2 separate regions of the Homo sapiens genome follow, and region 2 is linked to region 1. The links are chromatin loops, found by intact Hi-C in ENCODE. Cell type or tissue: endothelial cell of umbilical vein. All regions are shown on one strand. Links, peaks and the distances in the headings refer to the core of each region. The heading gives the core; the rest is flanking DNA.

What was found. Peaks named below come from ENCODE experiments on the same cell type or tissue, not always from the same donor. Only the 100,000 strongest peaks of a DNase experiment are listed, where the experiment ranks them.
Region 2: it touches region 1 in a loop (2.2-fold over the local background); 1 of 110 quality-filtered maps calls a loop at or near these places.

Annotation. Positions count from the first base shown.
Region 1 is chr5:115,579,863-115,588,140 of GRCh38, reverse strand. TMED7-TICAM2 (TMED7-TICAM2 readthrough) reads left to right here. Exons shown (of 4, transcript NM_001164469.4): 4 at 6,826-8,278. The coding sequence ends at 6,826. It overlaps TICAM2 (TIR domain containing adaptor molecule 2), which reads left to right. Exons shown (of 2, transcript NM_021649.7): 2 at 6,826-8,278. The coding sequence starts at 6,885. The coding sequence ends at 7,592. Among named protein-coding and RNA genes, the nearest start is that of TICAM2-AS1, 18 kb to the left of the region's middle. In endothelial cell of umbilical vein, for the core only: no CTCF peak of the experiment used is centred there; a DNase peak (open chromatin) is centred at 4,470.
Region 2 is chr5:115,180,651-115,188,928 of GRCh38, reverse strand. No RefSeq gene overlaps it. Among named protein-coding and RNA genes, the nearest start is that of TRIM36, 15 kb to the right of the region's middle. In endothelial cell of umbilical vein, for the core only: no CTCF peak of the experiment used is centred there; no DNase peak of the experiment used is centred there; H3K27me3 peaks cover 808 bases.

The sequences.
Region 1 (8,278 bases), core at 1,961-6,960:
TGCATTTAGTTATGAGTATTGGCCTCTCCTTTCCCTCTCAGCCAACCTTTTCCTCTGAATGTCAAGGTGCTAAATGCAGTGGATGCTGATTTCTTGGCAGCCGTGGGTGCTGACCACTGCTGAAGCCCTCTCCTCCCTTGGCTTTCAGATGCCATTCTGTGTCTGATTTTCATGCTGTTCCTGGGCCACTCCTGTTCCGTTATGGGCCCCTCACCCTGCATATGCTCTTCAGTCATTGGTTCTGTCTTTAGCTCTCTCTCTCCTCTCTTTTCAATACCTATTCTCAGTTACTCACATGATTTAAGCAAGCAACTAACTTGTATCCCCAATCTAAGATGCTCTTTTATGCCCCAGACCTACATGTGCAAGTGCCTACTGGATCACTCTTGGAAGCCATGGGCACCCAAGCTCCATAGGTCCCAGACTGGATTTCTTGGTCACCCCCAACCCACTCCATCCTGATTATATTGCTTTTCTCAGTGAATGACACCACCACCCACCAAGTTACAAAAAGCATAAGCTTGGGAGGCATCCCTGACTCTTCCCTCTATGCCATCCCCATTACCTCCACTATCACTTCATCTGTTTGGGGCTCTGCTTTCTCACCGACACTATTGTAGCAGCCTCTTAACTAATTGTTCTCCCAGTCTAGCATCTTCCAGTCCTGTAGCCTAGTTTCTTTACAAACCTAAACTTCCAGACAACAGTAATAGTTATAATGGTATGCCATCTTCCAATAGAATACAACTCTCCTTCATATAAACAAAAGTGCACTCACCTTCTCTCTAAAAGGTACAACTCAAAGTCCCATAGGTCACCATATCATCTGTAATATTCATCATCAACAATTTTAGGACTATTTTAACCTGTGTCAAGTCAGATCAGATCACTCGCATTTAACACCTACCAGGGGCTATCTGTCTGCCAGCATGATGAAAGCCAAAGTCCTGAGCAAAATACCTTAGGTTCCTTATAAGGAACCTCTTTTAATCTACTTTACCTTTCCCCTGCTCTTACTTCTTTCCCTTCCTCTTCTGCCTCCTCCTTCATGGACTTGAGCCATAAATGTCCGGTGCAAAATGATTCTAACATACAGTCTTTGCCCTCTGGTACCTCAGTGTTTTTTCAAGTGCTGCTTCCACTGCCTAGAAAATGTCCACCTGTCTTTGTCTTGCAAGGGTGAAGCGTCCCGTGCTGCAGATGGCCCTCCTGAGTGCTTTCATGGCACCTGATATTCTGAATAAAGCACCTGTGCAGTGAGTCCTAATTGTCTTGTTTAATTATCCTGGCTTCACATCTCTAAAACCTAGCATGTTTTGCTGCAGAATGAGTTTCCACCAAAATATTTATTAATAACAAACATTTATTAACAACAAAACTTATTGAACACAGGAATCTTGATTTTACATATATTTGCCACAAGATGGTGCTGTTCAGATATGAACGAAAAAGGCTCTCCAAGGCTGAAGGATTCAGTACTAGGTGAAATTTCTTTAAATATGTTAAAATTTTAATATTGCTACATTCATCGGTCACCCTACTTGACCAGTCATATAAGCATTTGAAGTCGGTTAAGCACTGTCTTTCTCTTGAACTGTTTTCTTTCCTTAGCAGCTGGGGTACCACTCTCTTCTGGTTTTCCATCAACCCATCAACCTTACTGACTAGTCCTTTTCTGCCTCCTTTGCTAGTTCTTTCTGTTCTGTTTTTTTTTTTTTTTTTCCAACACTCTACCTTAATTAATGGTTTCATTAATGATTTATGAATTGCATGTTGTCATAGCAGTAATGGGTAGAAGTGACTAACAAATTGCCATAAATCTAGCCTAAAGACAGATCATCAACTATCCAAAAATCATTTGTAACACAACACAAATAAAAAATCACTGTAGGAATAGTTAATCTTAATAATAATGACAACAATAACTCCACCTTCATAATGTTGGAGTGCCATAGGGCTCAGCCTTTCTTTTTCTATCTATACTCACCTCCTTAAAATCCTGTATAGTCTTTAATGATCTCATATTGTCTTTCTCAAATACAATCTATACAAAGATAAAGGCCAAATATGCATCTCCCTGCTGGAACCTTTCTCCTACACTCCAGACTCTATATTCAATGCCTAGTCAACATCATCAGCAAATCTTCTCAGTTCTACTTTCAAAATATGCCCCAAATTTAGCCACTTCTCACCACTTTTACTACTACCATCCTGGTTCAAGCCATCATCATTTTACTATTGGGTTTCTGCAACAGACTCCTAACTAGTGTTCCTGCTTCCACCCTTCCCTTCCTGCCTTCTATTCCTGCCTTCTATTCTCAGTGCAGCAACCAAAGTGATCCTGTGAAAACTAGTCAGATCATGTCACTCCTCTGCTCAAAATCCTCCCCTGGCTTCTGCTCTCGCTTATCTCCTTCTAGGCTACCCTTGGCTCCCTCCAGCCCCACGGCACTCCTTTGCGGTTTCTATATTTTCCTTATAGTGTTTGGATCCTTGATTTGTCTATAGCCTCCCTTTTTATCTAATTCTGTTAATTTATCTCATCTTTGCTATTTTTGTTTCATTGATTGCATATTCTTTTTAGTACCTCCTAGAGCAAGGTTATTCAAACTGCTTGTCCATGATAATCTAAGAAGCATGCACCAGAATGTAAACCATGCTGCTTCCTGCTTTGAGAGTGTCTTGCTAGGAAAAAAATGTCAGCTGGCTAAACAGCATACCTACTGATGTAGTTGATTTACATCCTGGCACAATCTGCTTATCTCCTCATTGACTGGTAAGAAACAGTTCAGAGACTGGCATCTTGTTCATGGACTACGCTTTGACTAGCACCACCCTAAAATATAAACATTTGTTGTATAAATGTTTTAGCTTCTTTGTTATGTATTTAATAGCAATAATAGCTGCTAATGTTTATTGAGTACTTACTATGTGCCCAGCACCATCCTAAGCCATTTTGATCTTCATAAAACCCCTAAGGATAGGGACTATAATTATTTTACAGATAATGAAATAAAAGCACAAATATATTGATTAAGTTGTACAAAATCACAGTTATTTTATAGCAGGAAGGAGATTTACACTCAGGCAGTCTGATTCCAGAGTGCATAGTCTTCATGAAATGGAATTTTAAATCTGTTTTTGTACGCTATGATTCTCCTTTATATTCTTTTATATTTCCTGTAATATTTTACATATTCACCATAGCATATTTGCCATGTTGTTTTTTTCATTCCTCTTCTGTTTAATATAGAGAATTCTACTGGGGTCCTCTTTTGCATAGATATGAAGTGGATAAATTCTGGACTCTCCTTCCTTCTTATCTCAGGCCTATTGATCTTCCCTTCAGAACTTTAGTTTAAGGGTACCATTTGGATTGATTATGTTTCTTCACATTTCTGTTGCCTGAGGGGATGGATATGATTCACTCTGTTGGGCTTTGGTCAACAGTAATTGGTAGTTTTTCTCTTATGTCTTTTCTGGGGCAAGGGATAGAGTTGGGGTGTCATTCTATCAAGTTATAAGTTTTTTTAAAAAAGGCTCAGCCCTACGGAGAGCAATTTGACCAAATGAATCACTGTTACAAATGGAAATCCCATTGGGGGAATTGTTCTATAGATAAACTTGCACACATATGAAATGCTTTTTGTACAGAATTATCCATTGCAGCATAGTTTGTCCTAGTAGTAGACTGGAAACAACTCACATATCCAAGAACAGGGAATGATTATGGGATAGCCACATGCTGCATGATTATGTAGTTGTAAATAAGAAGAAGTTCTCTATGCGCTGTTACGGAAAGCTCTGAAGATATAAAGGGAAAAAGCAATGTATACTAATGTTTATCCACTGCTGTTTGGGATTTATATGTCATGTATACATATGAATAATGATACTTTTTTTGAAAAGGAAAGAATAACAAGAATATTCTTTCAAAATATCCTTGTTTGAATTTTGGGACATTTTTGAAAAAAGGAAAGAAAAATAAGAATATATATTCATAGAGAAACAGTGGAAAGATGCAGGAGAAACTGATAAAAGTGGTCACCAGCAGGAGACCATGGGAATAAGTAACAGGATGGATGGAGACACACCACCACCTTTTTTTAAAAAAAGTAAATGAAAATGTATATACATACACATTTTAATTTTTATGAACAGTGGTCTCACATGCGTCTCCCAAGTGGCACCCTCACTCTCCTTCCATTTAGCTGAAGCAAGGAGGTGAAACCTAAATTTTTTAAGCCTGGTGTTCATTGTTCTGATGGAGGAGGAGAACTTTAAAGGAGGCTTTCCAGGATTCCTTTGGCCAACCTTCCCCAGATTTCCTTCACCACGCCATGCCTTTCCTTTGTTCCAGTAGAGCCCTTTTTACTGATGGAGTTAACTGGCCAACAGTGAAGCACAGTCGTGTCCTCTCACTTCCTCCCAGCCCTGGGAACCACAGTGCACTAAGGAATCCTGACCATCTCTCCATGTCTGAGTCACAGTGGTGGTGGGAACAGCACAACTTTCCACAGCTTGTTCCCTTGGCAGTCTCCTTACTCCCTCCCTCCAGATTAGAAGATGATGGTAAAGTTTTATAGACATTGCCACTAGTTTTTTTCTCTCGGTCTGATTAGGTGGGTGACACTGCTTGGAAGTTGGAACACATCATAGATTTCTGAAGTCTTTTGCTCTTTTTTGCTAACTGGTATTTAAGAAAAATAAGTCGAAGTTGTAATTCTTTGTTTTTATTTTAAAAGATTTTGTGATCTGCCTTGACACACTATCTTACCCTAGAAGTTTTTCATATTCTTTATAAATAGCTGTTATATTCCTTCAAAGCACTTGTCTTACCGGCTAGTGACTAAGATAATGGTGTTGAATTCAGTGATAAGTGTAGATCATTTTAATTGACAGTAAATAGATGCCTCTGGATGGTTTAACTATTGTTTTCTCATTCAGGGGAAACTTCTTTCTGCAACTTTGCATAGCAAAACCCTTTTTTTTTACGATGCAGTAACAAAAGTCAGCAGTGAATCCTAATCAATGAAGAGAGTCCAAATTAATTTGGTTTTATTATTTTGGATGGATATATGTCACATTTTAGAGTTATTATGCCTTAGAATACCTCTTGGTAACTAGCACAATATACCGTGGAGCGAGAACCTAAAGTACAGACAGAGTGAATGACGGAGTGGTCAGCAGTTTCCTCACTAGTCAGAGGCAGCTGCAAACATTTTTACTCACATACATTGAATGAAATTCTCTGTTTTTTTCCTTGGTTTTTGTTCCCATGACAGTTTTCACCACTTTTGTTGAACAGTTTCTTCTAAACCTGAATTATGTAGGCATATGTAGCCATGTTACTTATGTTGTTATGAATGTTATAATTTCTTCTTGAGGTATGGCCTTTGCCCATAAAGAACAAGTAGAAATGCTCTGGAATATAGTCTGTGGCTCACATTTGAAAGTATGAAACCTGTATTTATATATTCTAAATGTTCTGTCTTTTAATAAAAGAATTCCCCTTGAAACTGCCTGTCTGGGGGATTTTATTAGGAATATTGCCAATGTTTTCTGAAGACTTATTTAAATTAGATTCACATGGTATACTTTTCTTTCACAGTTGATCTAGTTCTTCCACTCTGAATTTAGAATTTTTTTAAATAAAAGAATGAGTCTAGGCCAGACGTGGTAGCTCATACCTGTAATCCCAGAGCTTTGAGAGGCTGAGGCGGGAGGATTGCTTGAGCCCAGGAGTTCGAGACCAGCCTGGGCAACATATGAAACCCCATCTCTACCAAAAAAAAAAAAAAACCAAAAAAAAAAAAAATTAGCCAGGTGTGTGGCATGTACCTGTAGTCCCAGCTACTCCAGAAGCTGAGGTGGGAGTATGGCTTGAGCCTGAGAGGCAGAGATTGCAGTGAGTTGAGATCACACCACTGCACTCCATCCTGGGCAACAGAGCCAGACCTTGTCTCAAAAAATAAATAAATAAATAAATGAATAAATAAATAACAACAAAAACAAGAATGAATCTAGACTATAATCATTCTTTGTTGATTTCACTGGAGAAAGTCTCAAGTCTTTGTTTCTAGAGTTCATTTCCAAACTGAGATGTTAATTTTTCCTTAGGTGAATAAATATATTTTCTTCAGTAGTTACAGGATTCGTTGGAAAAAGATATTTCTTACTTTTCACACACTCTTATTATAATTTATTCTCCATTAGATTCACCATCACCACAATGCCTGACTCCAGACAAACAAAAAAAAGCTCCGAACCAGTAAATCCTGGACATCATTTCACTTGACATTTCAGATCTTCTGTTTATGCTGTCAGTAGAGATGCTGCCAGTCATTGTTAGGATATTTGTGTTCTATTTTGTTTGTGCTTGATACAGAAATATATTTATGCTTAATTGAATATTCAGTTTCTTTATATTTTCCTGTTTCTAGTCTACATGGTAATTTGATAATGGAGAAATTAGATTTAAACTGCATGAAAAGATAAAGCGGTATGGTACCTATCACAAAAATACCAACGTAATTTATTTCAATCTGGAGGTTTGTAGTGCTAATATAACACCATTTACATTTTCCGAATGTCTCCTATTATATTAAACTGGACCCTTTATTTAATGTTCCCTTCGCTGCCTGTGATAGCCCTTGTAAAGCTCACAAAAGATTAGTAGTTTAGCTTCCCAATTATCTGTTTGTCGTTTATGTATTTGGATCTGTCTATTATAATCTTTTTGAGCTTTTCAGTTTGAATGAAAGTTTCCATTTTTAATGTTTTGATTAAATTTATAATATTCTTCTGTTTTGTTACTTCTTTTAGATTGAAAAGAAATGCTGAGAAATACATAAAGTTTTCCTCTTCTGCCTTGGATATTTATAATGGGTATCGGGAAGTCTAAAATAAATTCCTGCCCTCTTTCTCTCTCTTGGGGTAAAAGGCACAGTGTGGATACAAGTCCAGGATATCATGAGTCAGATTCCAAGAAGTCTGAAGATCTATCCTTGTGTAATGTTGCTGAGCACAGCAATACAACAGAGGGGCCAACAGGAAAGCAGGAGGGAGCTCAGAGCGTGGAAGAGATGTTTGAAGAAGAAGCTGAAGAAGAGGTGTTCCTCAAATTTGTGATATTGCATGCAGAAGATGACACAGATGAAGCCCTCAGAGTCCAGAATCTGCTACAAGATGACTTTGGTATCAAACCCGGAATAATCTTTGCTGAGATGCCATGTGGCAGACAGCATTTACAGAATTTAGATGATGCTGTAAATGGGTCTGCATGGACAATCTTATTACTGACTGAAAACTTTTTAAGAGATACTTGGTGTAATTTCCAGTTCTATACGTCCCTAATGAACTCCGTTAACAGGCAGCATAAATACAACTCTGTTATACCCATGCGGCCCCTGAACAATCCCCTTCCCCGAGAAAGGACTCCCTTTGCCCTCCAAACCATCAATGCCTTAGAGGAAGAAAGTCGTGGATTTCCTACACAAGTAGAAAGAATTTTTCAGGAGTCTGTGTATAAGACACAACAAACTATATGGAAAGAGACAAGAAATATGGTACAAAGACAATTTATTGCCTGAGATGAAACATATAACATGTGGCTGGCTCTTGTTTTGTAAACCAAATGATTAATCTTCACTTGAGAAAGCAGTTTCTAGGAAATGTTTAAATAAAAGAGAGTCTTCACCTTAAAGAAACCTATGGAGCACAAGAAAGATAAATTTCTGCAGGACAGCCTATAAAATTGTGGTACTTTTTGATGTTTCAGTAAACTTGACATTGTCAGAGTTTCAAGGACTTTTCTTTCACAATTTTCCTAGTTCATGGATATGAAAAAGGAATTCTCAATCCATATTCCTTGTATTGAACCTTGAACAAAAACTTGTATGACAGACATTTTTAAAAATGTGACAACACTTTTATTCTCTGAATTTTGATCTCAAAGGACACAGAAAAAAAATGGCCCCAGGAGATCTGATCACACTTCCTCCTGAGGCACCTCTCATGGATGTTGCAATAAGCATTCGGGTACTATCACCCAGAAATATGAATTGCCAGAATAGAACATTTAGCATGTTAAGCGTTGATGCATATAAAATCAGAAATAGATGTGAGAATGGTGGAACTTTTTAAAAGAACCCAGTCAAATGTATTTTCTGCTGAAATCTGCATATTTGGAGGCATTTCCCACCACCGATTCACAGCCCATTTGATAGTGTGGTAGTTAGGGACTTCGTGGAGTGGTGTTCAGACGTCCCCTGGGGCT
Region 2 (8,278 bases), core at 1,901-6,900, 400 kb after region 1:
CAGTTCATTGGACCATAACTGTGGTGTTGGTTGGCAGGTGAAGACATAACTGTATTACTGTATTTATTTCCCACTTGGAATAGTCATTTAGAAAATATAAATAAGGTGGTGCACATAATTTTAAAAATTAGAAACTTACTAAAGCTTCCAGGTTTCCCTTAAGCACAATTTATTTATAATTAAGAAAATTCTTTAACTTCACAGTATTTAAATGGTTATTTGAGACTCTTGAATTTACGAGTAAAGGAAAGGCAAAGTGGTGTTTGGGTAAAATTATTTTTCTCCTTATTTTTATTCCGAAATTTTAATCTGAAGCTTTTCTCCCCGCAAGGCATTATTCTCGGGTTTCTGTTTCAAAATGTTCAGTACTAAAGCTTTCATTTGTCTTCTAAATAAAACAAGGGAAAACAATACTTGAATTAGATAGTTAGATAGTTTTTAGTTGGATTATAGTATACTAGATTGTGGCTAATACTTTTCTTTTGACCTCAGTTTCTCCCATTGTAAAGTAAGTATATTTATTCATTTGTTCATTTATTCATTGAGTAAACACTTTTTGGACTCAAATATGTGTTAGATATTAACACTTAATATTTGATAGTCATTTTTGTTTCATTATTAACCAAAAAATGGGATAATATGTAACAAATTATTTAAAGCTTGTTACTCTTACTCAATGAGTACTTTTACAGTTAAATAAAAAGTGTTTCTTTTCATAAGGGTAAACCAAATTTGTCTTAATAGAATACTGAAAAAGAAAGGTAAAATTCCTTTTGGAATTATAGGAAATTCAAATAGTTCAAATAAATATGTATCACACAGAGAATATTTTATATTATAAATCTTTAAAGATAAGCATATTGGAAGGAAAATGTCAACAATTTTCCTTTTCAAGAGTAAACAAATGCCTTGTGAAACACAAAGTTCTCCCCTAGCAAGCTGGTGAAATGCTGAAATAGATATATTTTTTGTAAAAATACAAAAATTAGCCAGGCGTGGTGGCATGCACCTGTGATCCCAGCTACTCAGGAGGCTGAGGCAGGAGAATCGCTTGAACCTGGGAGGCAGAGGTTGCAGTGAGCCGAGTTCGCATCACTGCACTCCAGCCCAGGTGACACAGTGAGACTCCATCTCAAAAAAAAAAAAAAAAAAATCATAGCTCCCCACCTTGCATTGGCTGATCAGTGTGTAATTTAGGGACAGATGAAAAGATGCCAGCCTCTCTGCCAAGAACTTGTCCTTCCTGCTTCTCAAAGTCAATGTTATTTTTATGGTGTGATGTGTATAGAATCCTTTCTTAGCACTTTTTTTCTATTCTGTGAATTTCTTCCCAGATATTTTCCTCTTTTTGGTAGAGCTAGAACAACAGTGCTCAAGCTCTACCAAATACTCAGTTTAATCAATAAGTCGGTAGCATATATTGGTGTTATTAACATTTTAAATTTCAATTTAATGGAGATAAGAGCTGTGCCTTTTATTGAGGAACCCTGGCACAACAAGATTTTTAAAATATGTGTGAGTGGCAAAATAGAAAAATCGATATGATTTATCATTTTGCTGGAGCCAATGAACTACATGTTTGTCCATCAGACAGTAGCCAACACTATACTAATTACTACCTCCTAATATACCCTATCTCCTCACTCACTGCCCCTAAAAGGAATACTCGAACTGAATCTGAGATCCTATAAATTATCCCTCTTCCTCTCTCTAGCTTGCCTCCCTCTACACCCACATAACAAGCAATCTTCTAAAATAAATAAAGAACAACAGGATGATAGCTCTTAGGGTCAGCCTAATAAGAAACCTCATTATTTCTGGTTTAGAACATTTCAAAGCAACACCCAGGAACCTTCAGAATGGTAAAAAAACATTGATGCTTAGCTATGAGGCATGAGGCAGGAGGAGTAATACAAAGTGGACCTTTGCCCCAGGATGATGACTGAGGTATGACTAGAAGGTTCTTCATCCTCTCAAAGAGCAAACTTTTGTGGCAGTAACACAACCAGGCAAGATGAGAGAAGCAGATCAAAGAAACTAAAAACAGAGTAAGTGGTTAAATTATTTATGATGATGCTGCAGCTGTATTGATCAGAGGCAGATTTCTCTCTTAACCCTACTTTCCTTGTACCTATAGAAGTTGTCATCGCCCAAAGAATTTTTGACCTAATGTGAAAGTGTGGGGGTTGATGGAGAGAGAAGTGGGGGGAGGGAGTGGGTGAATAGCTAGTCAGGACCTTAGTTAAGAGAACACTGGTTATCCAATATGGTTCTACCATATCTAATGACAAACTAACTGATGATCTCCACATATCTCATTTCCTAGGAAAGAAATGGTGTATCATTTCACTGTGTACCCTGCAGGGAAATAAAGGTTCTGCCCTACCTACCAAGATCATATTGCCGTAGCATCAAAAAGCCCCATACAAAATAAAAGCTTTCAAAACACAGCATGGTATTAAAAGGACATCTGTATTTTAAAAGTCTCGTTTATTTTGTTTACTGCTGAATCTCCATTGCCAGACACTGCCAGGCACACAGTAGGTGGTGACTTATATTTAATGGACTATTTAATGAATGAATAATATTGGCACATTGCGATTCCGTAGATCTAGTTGAGATTCAGGCACAGAGGGACATGAAGGCCATGTGCTCAACAGCATGTCTTAGGAGGCCACTGGCTCCTGTGATAGCCTGGGCTGGCCATCCTAGGCTTGTTCCTGGGCAAAGTCTTGCTTGCTAGAGAAATATCATCCCCTGAGAATGAGGATAGCTTTAGGATATGTGCACACTGTTCTAATTCTACCATTTGAGCAACTCTAAGACAAGGAGTGATCCTTTGTTGTGACACAAACAATCCCAAGGAATTTTGTTGCTCTCTTTAGGCCAAAGATTGTGTGTAATAAATTTCTGGAGAAAACACACTGTTAAGGCTGGGCATGGAGGCTCATGCCTGTGATCCCAGCACTTTGGGAGGCCAAGGCTGGAGGATTGCTTGAGCCCAGGAGTTCAAGACCAGCCTAAGCAATATAGTGAGACCCCCTATGTCTACAAAAAAAAAAAAAAAAAAAAAAAGAAAGAAAAACTAGCTGGATGTAGTGGCATGCACCTGTAGTCCCAGCTACTCAGGAAGCTGAGGTGGGAGGATGGCTTGAGCCCAGGAAGTGGAGGTTGCAGTAAGCTGTTATTGCACCACCACACTCAACCTGGGCAATAGAGCAAGACCCTGTCACCAAAAAAAAAAAAAAAAAAAAAAAAAGAGAGAGAGAGAGAGAGAGAGAAATAATCAACTTTACCTGACATTTGTAGAATACTTCATCCAATAACCAGGAGAATATACACTCTTCTTAAGCACACATGGAATATCATCCAAAATAGGTGATATTCTAGGCTATGGGTTAGTAAATTACAGGCCAGGGGGCAGCTGCCTAGTTTTTTTTAAACCATTTTTAAGTGTTCAACTGAGTAACATTAATTATATTCAAAACGTTGTACAATCATTACCACTATCTATACCCAAAACTTTTTCGTCACTCCCAATGTAAACTCTATCCATTAAACAATCCATTCCAGACTCTCTCCAGCCCCTCTACTTTCTGTCTCTATGAGTTTGTCTATTCTAGATATTTCATATAAGTGAAACTATATAATATTTATCCTTTTATTTCTGGCTTATTTCACTTAGCATAATGTTTTCAATGTTCATCCATATTGTAGCAAATGTTAAAAGTTCATTACATGTTATGGCTGAAAAAATTCCATTATATGTATATATATTTTGTTTATCCATCTATTGACAGATACTTGAGTTGTTTCTACCTTTTGGTTATTGTGAAAAATGTAGCAATGAGCCCTGGTGTACCAGTATCTGTTTGAGTCCCTGTTATCAAGTCGTTTGGGTATATAACTAGGAGTGGAATTGCTGAGTCATATGGTAATTCTAAGTTCTAAGAATTCTAAGAGCATTCCAATTTCTCCACTTTGTCATTAATACTTGTTATTCTCTCTGTTTTTGATTCTAGCCATTCTAGTGAGTATGAGGTAGTATCTTATTGTGGTTTTGATTTGCATTTTCCTAATGACTAATAACGTCAAGCATCTTTTCATGTGCTTATTCAGCTGCCTATTTTCATAAATAAATGTTTATTGAAACATGTCCACATTCATTTGTGTACCTATTTGTGGACCTATTGTCAATGGTCCCTTTCATCCTGTAACAGCAGAGTTGAGCAGTGATATAGTTTGGATATATGTCCCCTCCAAATTTACTGTTAAAATTTGATCCCCAATGTTGGAGGTGGGGTCCAGTGGGAGCTATTCTGGTAATGGAGGTGGATCCTTCATGAGTATCTTGGTGCTGTCCTCGTGGTAATGAGTTAAGTTCTTGTTCTATTAGTTCTCATGAGAACGGATTGTTAAAATGAGCATGACACCCCCCCCCTCCTTTCTTTCTTGCTCCCTCTTGCCATGTGACATGCCAGCTTCCCTTCACCTTCTGCCATAAGTGGAATCTTCTTGAAGCCTTACTGGAAGCATATGCTGGCACCATGCTTCCTGTAAAGTCTGCAGAACCATGAACCAAATAAACCTCTTTTCCTTATAAATTATCCAGTCCCAGGCTAATCTTTTGTAGCAACACGTACTAAGCCAAGTAGTAACAGAAATTATATGGCTTCAAGTCTAAAATGTTCATTAATATCTTACCCTTTAAGAAAAAGTTGCTGACTTCCACATTAGACTATTAAAAAGCCTGAATATATTTAAAAACATTAAAATCATTCAAAGGATGATCTTTGCTCAAAACAGAATTGGATTAGAAATCAACACACAGAAAAATAGAAAATCTAAACTATTTGGAAATTTGAAATAATTTGGAAATTAACACATTTGTAAATAACCCATGGGTCAAAAAAATCACAATAGGAAATTTTAAAAATATTTCTAACTTAATTTTAAAAAAATCAAAAGTCATGGAATGTAGCCAAACCAATCAGTACTTAATGGTGAAAGAATGAATGCTTTTTCCCCAAGATTGGGAATAAGGCAAGGATGCCCACACTTGCTGCATGCATTCAATGGAGGTTCTACTGGAGGTTCTAACCAGAGTAATAAGGCAGAAAAATAAAGGCATACAGATTGGAAAGGAAGAAATAAAATTGTCTTTAATTACAGATGATATTATAAGGAATCTGAAAATAAAATCTGGAATTGATAAGTGAATTTTGCCCCATTGTAAAACACAACCTTATGCAAAAATCAGTTGTGTTTCTATATAACAGTAATTAACAATCCAAGAAATGACACCAAGAAATCAATTTTATTCACAATAATATTAAAAGGAGTACCTTGCAATATGTAATACAATAAGTACAATATCTGAACATTAAAAGTGATAGAACATTGCTTGGAAAAATTAAAGAAAATCTCAATAAATGAATATTCCAATATTGTAAAACCAGATTATGAGATGGTTTTACAAATCCATAATTTAATAAAAATAACTAAGCAGTACACTGACAATTAGTGAATTTTATGGTATATAAATTGTACCTCAATAAAGCTTATTCAAAAAAGATTTTTTTTTTAAAATGACCTTTTTGAATACAGGTATCAGTCAAATTTTAGGTTTACATTTTTGAAATAAAAACTAAGAAAATGTGAGAGTTTATTAAAAGTAAGATATTTTAGGTTTCTTCAGTCTCTAACTCTTAAAAAGCTGAACATTCTTCACAGATTTTAAATTCAAAACCTTCAAAAATACAATTTGTGTGTCACCATTAAAAAGAAAACTTGGATTGTGTATTTTGTTGATGTTATTTGTTCAAGCTATTATGTATTATGCTGGTTGCCATCAGAAGGAGAAAATAGAATGTTGTAAATCTCTATGTAATACTTATTTCAATAATTGGCATAGCAATAGAGCAGTTGAAGAATTTTCTCCATTTGATGAAAGTTGGCAATTAGCAGATTTTCCACAGCAAGGGACCCTTTAATATTGCTGGTCTTCTCAGTGTGAAAAATTCACACATCATATAATCCCTCTATTAAATATCTTCCTCTTAGGTGGGGAAGTCCCCTGTGAAGCAGCATCTGTCATGTTAATTTCATTCTTATTTTTAGAGAAATATGAATTAACATTTTTCTTAATTTTGGTTCTTTTAGGGAGTGAAGTTTTAAATTTATATGATTTTAATCTTTTTTTCAGAAGAAAGGGACATAATAAAGCAACTTTTATTTGGTACCTATTGACAGTTTGACCCTGTGTCTTTGAAGTGAGTGCATGCATAGAATTTCAGAAGAAATTTCAATGTGGTCTTCATTTTTATATGCCTATCTTCTTTGAAAGGTCTTTAATGCTCCAGAGTGTTCTTCACACAACGACAATAAAGAGTGGTAAATACCACCAGGCATTGGTGTAAATAAATGCTCAGGACCCAACTTATGTTCTCTAAAACTCTTGCCTCCACCACTTTCTTGGTCTTGGGTAGGAATCTAGGCAACTGATAAGGATATTTTGTCTGGAGTATTTTCTAGTAGCAAGTGATCAGGTGGACAGCCCTTTTTTAAGAGCGATCTTTTCAGGGAGGAGAATGGCAGCTAATGCGGCCAGATGGCAAAGGGATCCTCAGATCAGAGATTTTAGGGTTAAGAACAGGAAGGGGTTAGAGACCATTTAGTCAACACCAGTCATTTTATAGAAGAGAAAACTGAAGCTCTGAAAGTTGAATGGACTTACTCAAGGTTAATAGAAACTAACAACTTTCTACCCGATATCTGTCTCCTCTTCTTCCTTACTAACAAATCCTTGATTTTGTTTAGAGTGGCAATGTTCCCAGAACAAAATAATCACCTCCCCAGCCTTCCTTGGAGCTAGGGGATGCATATTACCCATTTCTCACAAAGGTGTAAGTGGAGGTCACTGGATGGGGCTGGGGGAAGCTTTTTAAGGGGAAACAAATGTCTTGTGTGCTCTTGTCTCTACCTTCCTCCTTCCTGCTTGTAATGCAGACATAAGATTAGCTGTTCAGCTCTAACACTGTGGTTTTTAATCAGGTGCCAGAATCCATTCTGGGTGTGAAAAAATGTTCACTTTTAGAGCAATATCTCTTTCTGGTAATCCATCAAGTGTTGCTAATAGTAGGCAAGAACCCATTTATGGATGCTACAGACCTTAGTTGAATTCTACTAGTTTTCCTATGGACGCAAAGAGTATACATGAAGTTCTACAGAACTTAAGAGGGACAAGAAGCTTCTAGCTGTATATCCAAGAAGCATTATGATTGTGTCTTGCCTCCTACAGAGCCCTAATTGTGAACATCAGCATGTTAACTTTTGCTGCTTGTTCTAAGAGGTTTTCAGCACCAGCTCATAAAGTAAAGTAACACACCGAAGAAGCAAAGTTCTGGTAGAACAACAGTTACAGAGCAACACTGTTGGAGCTTTACGGAGAGGTGTGCTGAAAAAAGAAAGAAATGTGTATGCTTCTGGATTTCTGGACCAAAGTGGAGAAATTAGAAAATGACAAAAGGAAGAGGCAAAAAAGAAAAACCCCCACGTCTCATTAAGCCTGCAAAACTCTTTTACACCTGTAAAATAGGTCATTTCGACACACCACCCTGCCCACTGGTGCTGAGCGCAACGCAAACTCTGCCAACTTGCTTAAGGAAAGTAGTTTCACGAACTTTGTAGTAAATCTTATTCGTGTCTAATCTAATTATTGCTGGCAGCTTTTTTCTTTTCTTTTTAAAGAAAAAACATCAAGCCTTTAATCGCAAAGACTCCTTAGAGCAGAGTGATAGACTGGGACTGATTTTGTTCAGCCAAGTTTTCTTTTGAAGAGAAGCAAAGATTGTCAGGTATGGTCTGAGGCCATTTCAGCTGTAGCCTCCTAGGGAAGCTGCTGTTATAAAAAGAAGTATAGAAATGTGAGAAGCCTGCACTGAATGCTTTAACTCAACCAACGAAACAAATAATTAGAAAAGTGGACTTGTGGTAACTAACGGTCAGAGTGTCCAGGAACCTGGCTGGCAATATTTTTTTTCTTTTCTTTCCTCTTCTTTTTTTTTCTTTCTTTCTTTCTTTTTTTTTTTTTTTTGTTGTCGTTGTTAAAGGAAAGTTGAGTATCAAAAGGATATGGAGATACAACAGACCTTACACAGAGTGTTTAAAATACAATCCCTGTATTTGTTCTCATCTCCGAAGCGCGGGGCTTGGTCTTTATTACCTATTGGATTTCAGGAAGGCTGACTTGAGATGCGCCGTTGCCATTTCCTGGCCT